Regions from separate parts of the Mus musculus genome. Here all the other regions are linked to region 3. The links are chromatin loops, found by intact Hi-C in ENCODE. Cell type or tissue: left cerebral cortex. All regions are shown on one strand. Region 1 has its middle 7.2 kb from the start of Gm22379. Region 2 has its middle 5.2 kb from the start of Gm32045. Region 3 holds the start of Gm32382 (a long non-coding RNA gene).

Evidence for each region. A loop is a pair of places that touch in the nucleus more often than their neighbours do. Peaks named below come from ENCODE experiments on the same cell type or tissue, not always from the same donor. Only the 100,000 strongest peaks of a DNase experiment are listed, where the experiment ranks them.
Region 1: a loop joins it to region 3, with 2.2 times the contacts of the local background. A loop is called at or near these places in 14 of 42 quality-filtered maps.
Region 2: it touches region 3 in a loop (2.1-fold over the local background); 13 of 42 quality-filtered maps call a loop at or near these places.

What each region holds. Positions count from the first base shown.
Region 1 is chr14:118,766,713-118,769,212 of GRCm38, forward strand. No RefSeq gene overlaps it. Among named protein-coding and RNA genes, the nearest start is that of Gm22379, 7.2 kb to the right of the region's middle. In left cerebral cortex, a CTCF peak has its summit at 1,526 (motif pointing left); a DNase peak (open chromatin) is centred at 1,513.
Region 2 is chr14:118,219,891-118,222,390 of GRCm38, forward strand. No RefSeq gene overlaps it. Among named protein-coding and RNA genes, the nearest start is that of Gm32045, 5.2 kb to the right of the region's middle. In left cerebral cortex, a CTCF peak has its summit at 1,184 (motif pointing right); no DNase peak of the experiment used is centred here.
Region 3 is chr14:118,819,321-118,821,820 of GRCm38, forward strand. It overlaps Gm32382 (a long non-coding RNA gene), which reads right to left and starts at 925. Exons shown (of 3, transcript XR_383773.4): 1 at 880-925. It also overlaps a transcript of Cldn10 not described here. In left cerebral cortex, a CTCF peak has its summit at 959 (motif pointing right); a DNase peak (open chromatin) is centred at 980.

The DNA of each region.
Region 1 (2,500 bases), 53 kb before region 3:
TTTGCTGTGAAGCCCGCTGCTTCTGTTTGTTTATGGATATTTATAAGGGAGGAAGTGCAGTGTCCAGGGTGTTTTCTCTGTGGCTTCCCTCTTCTTCGTGATCAATCTGTTATTAGACTGATAACCCGCTGCAGCACCAGGGCAAGTGGGATGGCTGCTCTTGAGCACCATTCTCTTCTCTTTGATGAAGCACTGCTGGGAGGCACACTGGCTCCGGACCGTGGGGAAACCCCTGTCTTTAGGATATAACCCCACTGGCATCACTTTTGCCTTGGATACTCCCAACCTTGGAAGGACTGACCCAGAGTGTAGAGAACTGGAGGGTTCCGTGAAAGGGCTCCATGTAAGTCTATTAGACCATCGGTGAAGTGTCAGATGCCCTTCTACAAAACATGGTGTAAGTGTAAGGGGCTTTTCTGTGCGGCAGGAATTAATTGGGTGCCAAATGTAAAAGGGTGAGCTTTTCTATGCCTGCCCTTGCTTTGAATAATGACACAGAGACCTGGTATATTTATTGAAAACTTCAGGCACTGAGCTGGGCAGATTCTGATATTCTAACTGGACTGTGCTGGTCTGGACTATTTTCCAGCCACAGGGCATTCCTGCCATCTTGGTCTCCCTCTGGCTTTCCTCAGTCCTGCCCTCTTGGCATCTCTTCCCCCATCTGATACCCTCTGCCTTCTCTCTCTGGGCACAGAAGGCTCTCTTATCCTCTCCAGCCCAGACATAAGCTGACCAGCTCTTTACTGACCAGTCAGAAGATGGTGGACAACCGTGTTTTACAAAATCACGAAATGTCATGAAAAGCTTCATAATAATAACAACACCGGAGCCGGGCATGGTAGCACACGCCTTTAATCCCAGCACTCAGGAGGCAGAGGCAGGTGGATTTCTGAGTTCAAGGCCAGCCTGGTCTACAAAGTGAGTTCCAGGACAGCCAGGGCTATACAGAGAAACCCTGTCTGGAAAAACAAACAAACAAACAAACAAACAAAAATAATGACAACACCCAGGGCCAGGCTGCAGCCAGAAATCAGCATGTGACTACACAGTGCACAAACACCTCCCCCAACAACAAGGATTAGAGAAACCGGGGCGAAAATAATATCCTCCAGGTGTAGAGCGCTCAATTTGTGACTACTTCTCAACGACAAGATATTAAGTTTCTATGGTGTTCCAGTTCCTCCAGAGTACTGTGTACTTAGTAGTTGCATGGTGCTGTACTTGATGCTCAGTAACATCCTTCCACTAACTTCTCACCAAGTGACTCACGGCTGTCTTTCTCAGTAAGGAAATTAAAGCTAAACTCTCTGGTCCTGGGAAGATAGAGGATTGGAAGACCGGATATCGGAAGTAAGTAATCAGCCGTCTTAGCCTCAGCTCTGGTCTTCTGCTTCCATTTACTTCCACGGCCAATCATTCTTAAGAAGAGTTCTAGTTTCAGGTCACCTCCCTTCTGAGCCTTCTGAGCTGAGTCGGTGGCCACAGTGTCTTATTGGTGTGTGGCCGCCACCTACTGGTCACGATATGCAACTGCAAGAGTGGGCAGGATGTGTGGATCCCTAGCGCGTGTTCAAGGTGATTGGGGTTCTTAGCTCTCCTCACCCACACACCTAGGAAAGGCTACAAGAGGCCTGACTTACGGTCGGTCGTAAGAGGGGGGAATGGATGGCTAAACGTGACGTATTCCGACATTGAATAATAAGGTATAGATGTGCAATCATGCACGGTGTACCGTGACAGCACCACGTTCCGTAAATGCACAGCGTTTAAAAGTTGCCTTCCCCTGAATGAGTGAGTGTGAAAGTCACACCCAACGCCTGCTACACATTTGCTAACCCGTATTAATAAATCCGCCAGTGATCCGTGGTTCCTGTGCAGTCACAGATAAGGTGTCTTATCTGGGTGATTCTGGAATGACCGTAAGGTGCTTGGTTTTCCCGTAACCAAGTTAAATAAACACAAGTGAAACTAAGAGGGTGTGCTCAGCAGAGTTAATAAGCAAGTGAATCTTCCGTAAGCCATGTTGGGATAACTAGAATAAAGAGTGTTGGGGCCAGCGAGATGGCGGCATGAGTGAAGGCACTTGCCACCAAGCCTGACAGTGAGAGTCAATTCCAGGGACACACATCGTGGAAGGGAAGAATCAACTCCTACAAGCTATCCACTGACACACACACACACACAAACACACACACACTCACATATACACTCACACACATATCACACACACACATACACGCACACACATACACACACATCACACACACACATCACACACACATATACAGTCACACACACATCACACACACATACACATTCACACACATCACACACACACATCACACACACATCTCACACACACATTTCACACACACACATCTCACACACACATTTCACACACACACAGCACACACACACAGCACACACACATCTCACACACACACACACATCACACACACACACACTCCTCTTTCAATTAATAAATGTAATCATTTTT
Region 2 (2,500 bases), 600 kb before region 3:
GTTGGATCTCATGGAGGCATTTCCTCAAGGGAGGCTCCTTTCTGTGATAACTCCAGCTTGCGTCAAGTTGACACACAAAACCAGCCAGTACATGAGGATTCTGTACAGAAGCAGAAATAACACAGAGAGCTGCATCACCAAGACCCACCCCAGCATGAGTGACAAATCACAAAATATGGGAGTCTAGAGCTTGCTGCACAGCCTACAGGCAGCTCACAGGTTAGAGGGTGTACTTTCCTGATGTCTCGGATCTAAACTTCTTTCAGACAGTTTAGCTAGCTCCAGCTTCTTCCAGGCAGCCAGTCTGATCTCAGAGTCCTTTTTTTTGCAAGTTGTCTTGTCAGCCAGTGTTCTTTGTAGCTAGGCTCTTCTGAGGAGAGCTCTGGGCAGCTTTATTGCTTACTCTGGGAAGGAGGGGCCTAGAGGATCTTCTGGTCAGTTTCAGGAACTTCCTGAAGCTGTTCTGAGTTGGTTACCTTCCTACTTAAAGAGCTTCTCTGCAGGATGAAGTGTTTTAATCTCAGGGGAAACTATTACACAACATCCTATAAAAAGGCATAAATAAGAAGAATGAAATCACAAAGAATTCAGAAGTTGTATGAGTCAGATGGAATGATGTGTGTGCACAATGTAGCCATTCACACTGACACTACCCAGCAAATCCTGAGACTAAGAGCTCTGCCAAGTACATGCTGGAGTTCTTGCCTGGTCTCTTTGAAGTTCACAGTTTTGTGCACAAGATTTAAGGGCCAGTCCTGACCTACCTGAAACCCCAGGTTTCGTCTTTGCTTCTTATTTAATACGCATGTATTCAGCCCTTTAATAGAAACGTAGTGGGCAGTTTCTGTGTGCCAGCCATGCTGCAAGCATTGGAGATACAGCAGTAAACAAATGACTGGAGATGCCCTCTTTGTGGTGCTTGTTTTAGTGAGTATAACAGAAAATATTTATATTGTATTATATTATATTATTATGTTATAACATATTATATTACATTTGAAAATGAAAAATTCTATGAAGAGAAATAAAGTGTGGAAGACAGATAGGGAGACCTGGGAATCTGGGAGATATAATTTTCTTTCTTAATTTTATTAAGGTTTATTTAATTTTTTATTTTATGGTATTTTGCCTGCAGGTATGTCTGTGTGCATGTATGTATGTGCAATGTCAGAAGAGCCCAGAAGAGGGAGACAGATCCCCTGGAACTACAGTTACTGACATTTGTTAGCCACCATTTGGGTTGTGGAAACCAAACTCAGGTCCTTTGGAAGAACACCCAGTGCTCTTAACTTCTGAGTCATCCCTCCAGCCTCAAGATGTAATTTTTCTTTCTTGAGACAGGGTCTCGTTATTATGTAGCTCTAGCTATGTTTGAACTAGCCATGTACATCATGCCAACCTTGAACCGCCAGAGATCCTTCTACCTCTGTCTCCCAAGCTCTGAGATTAGGTGCAAGGGCTACAAATCCTGCTTCAAGATGCTGTTTTTCGACAAATGGCCAGGGAGTCTTGGTGTGAAGGTAGAAACACAGATCAGCTGCGAGGGGATGAGTCAGACAGAGGGGAGGGATGTGGACTCAGTGTTAAGGAAGAACAGGGATCAGAATACAATGCGCATGTGTTTGGGCAGCAGCAAGGATGTTAGAGTGTCGCAGAAGGCTTGGACAATGAGGATTATGTAAAGCAGATCAGACCTTATGAGGATGCCGGTGGCTCTACTATAAGATAAGAAGCCATGGCTGGAAAAATTCGAGTGTGTAAATAGGGAGAGCAACTTGGTAGCCTGTGGCAAACAGAGGCGTCTCCCTAACATGCCCATACTCTGATAGCTAGGTGTGTGACTGTTGTGTTCCATGACAAACAAGGCTTTGCGCGTATGGCTAAGGTCCTGACTTCTGAAGAGAGGGAGTGTCCTAGATGGCCAGGAGGGATCTGATAAATATATGAGAGCCTTTGAGGGCAGAGGGTTTTCTTTGGCTCAGTCAGAGAGATGGAAGAGGAAAGGCCTGAGAGAGGCAGGAATGAGGAAGTCCGGGAAGCCTGCAACTTTTGCTATTGTTGCCTTGGAGGGTAGGCCCATGAAGCAGGAAGAGGTAGGCCTCAAGCGCTGGGAGCAGCTCCGGGCTGACATCCTGCGTGACAAGGCAGCACCCTATCCTCTAACCTCAGGGGACTGAATTCAGCTAACTCCCAAAGGCATTCCAAAGCACACTCCAAAGGTCACATGAAAGGTCAGCCGAGCTCAACCCTTGACTTCAACTTTTGAGACTAAGCAGAGGGCACAACCGCACCATAACTCCTATTTGAAACCTATAGCTCTGAGAGCTCAAATGGGTACCATTCAAGCCACTGCATTTGAAATATTAATTAGTAACAGGGCTAACAAAACCACCAAGAAAGCATAGACAGAGCGAAGGAGATGCTAAAGAACTGAGTCCTGGCCAAGTATTAAAGCTCACAGAAAGAGGAGGTAGTGAGAAAATTAGGAGGGAGCAGTTGA
Region 3 (2,500 bases):
CAGAGGAGTTGTCTCGGCTGTTGTTCCTGTCCCTTTTAGACAATGTGCAACATCTTAGCCCAGCTATCCTTTGTGGCTCCTCTGATGGAGAGGTCACAGCAGAGTAAATTTCCACGTACAGACAGGATTCTGCCTCCCCCGAGCTTCTCTCCCGAGCCCAAAGACAGCTTGTGAGAGTCAGTTCTACCTCTCCACCCGAGGATCCTGGGGCTTGAACACGGGGTCTTCCCTATTGGCAGCAAATGCACCTTGTCCCAGCGAACCACCCCTCGGGCCTCGGAATTTTAAAGATAGAAATACGATGATGAATATAAGCTTTTGTGTGTTTGTGACCAGTCTTGTGCTATCTGTACTCCAAGCTGCTGTGACGGTGATCTTTCTTTGCCATAGCATATGCAAAACACTTTCCATTTTAAACTGGCCGAGCAGTGGTGGCGCACACCTTTAATCCCAGCACTTGGGAGGCAGAGGCAGGCGGATTTCTGAGTTCGAGGCCAGCCTGGACTACAGAGTTCCAGGACAGCCAGGGCTACACAGAGAAACTCTGTCTCGAAAAACAAACAATCAAGCAAACAAACAAATAAATAAAAGGATTGAACACTCACTGTTTATAAACACCATCATATATCCCCAGGACTCTTTTCCTCTTGAAAAAACGGAAACTTTGTAGCTAGTAACCAGCGCAGCTCCTACTCCTAGTTCCTAGCCTCCATTAACCCAGTTCTTTACCTTCCTTGCCATAAAGCCGGATGGCCAGATTCCCAGGACCCACGTTGTGGAAGGGAACCACTGACTCCCACAATTTGTCCCCTCACCTTCACACGAGAACCATGCATGGCACAAGGACATAAACAAATACACAAAAACTTAAAAAATTACCCTGGTAATTTCCTCCAGCGCAGCAGCTGTATCTTGCCCACAATCGATGCCGAGGTGTCATGCTACATGTTACCTATAGATGGCAGTAGTGATCAACTGCTAAATCGGCTTGGCACTAAGACAACACCATTTGTTTTGTATGCTGTTGGCGACTACTGGTGGGTGAGATGTGCTGTCTGAGCTGGGTGACACGCACAAAGCCTGGGTGCGTTTCAATTTGAATGGATAGTTATTGGTATCAAGCAAGCTTGAGATTTGTATTAAATAGAAAGGCATCAGAAGTTTTTTCTCCTATGGAGGTTTTTCTGGAAAGATCCACACTATCAGCGTGGTTGAGACTTAATGCTTGTGTGTTCTTTGCCTGAGCATGGATAACTGTGCATGGATTTATAGGCTAAATGCCCACGGCAAATGTATTGTTTAAATAACACAAAAATTCCCCCAAACTTCCTCTAGCACAAACAAAGAATCTTAGGGCAGCAGATGTGGTTGGGATTTCTTTTAAAGATTTATTTTTATTATTTTGAATTCTGTGAGTATTGTGTGTGTGTGACAGGAGTGTGTGTGTGTGTGTGTGTGTGTGCACGTGTGCATGCCCACGTGCAAGGGTGTGTGGGCACTGGTGACAGCAGAGCCCAGCAAAAGGTATTGGATCCTGTTTATAGTTTGCTTTCTACTGCTGTAATAAACACAACCAGAAGCAATTTGGACTGGAAAGGGTTTACTTCATCTTGCAACTTACAGCCAGTCAGGGCAGGAGCTGCAGACAGTCCGTCAGGGCAGGAGCTGCAGACAGAGCTGCAGACAGTCCGTCAGGGCAGGAGCTGCAGACAGCTTACTGGCTTGCTCGTGGGTTCACCTTCAGCTGCCTTTCTTACACCGATCAGCAACATGTGCCCAGAGATAGGACCACCCACAGTGAGTGCCCAACCTCCACCCCATGGGCAATCATTAATCAAGAAAATGCCCCTTCAGGCTTGCCCACAGACCAGTCTTATGGAGAGAATGTCTCAATTGAGGTTTCCTCTTCAAATGACCCCCAACTTGGGTCAAGTTGACAAAAATAAACAAACCGGTACAGGTCCCCAAGTGTCCTCGGGTGTTTGTGAACTGGGAACCAAACTCAGGTTTTTGATAAGAGCAATATGGGCTCTTAGACCTGGAGCCATCTCTCCAGCCCCCTTTCTGCTCTTAGAATGAGGTCCTCCAGCCATCTAGAGAGAGCCCTAAACTCTGTTCCTTAAGTATATCTCTCGGCAGTCTCAGTCCAAACACAGCTTCCTGATAGCTTTCAGTTTACCCGTCCACCTCCTCAGCCATCACACATCCTTGACTCTTCCCTTTGATGGTGTTTGTCTAGCCTATTGACACAGACTATGTCTGTCTTTCTTGGGAACTGTAGACATTTCTCTCTCCTCTTGGTCTCAGCTACCAAACCTTTATATCTTCAACTAACTCTGCTGGACACTTCCATCCCACGAGAAAGCAAGAGCTCAGTCACATGATTCAGGCTGGCTGCTGGTGAGGCGCCTACATTTATAGATGCTAACTGAATTCAGGTGAAGAATTAAAACCAAAAAACCAAACAAACCAAAAAAACAGAATACCAAACTCCATCTCC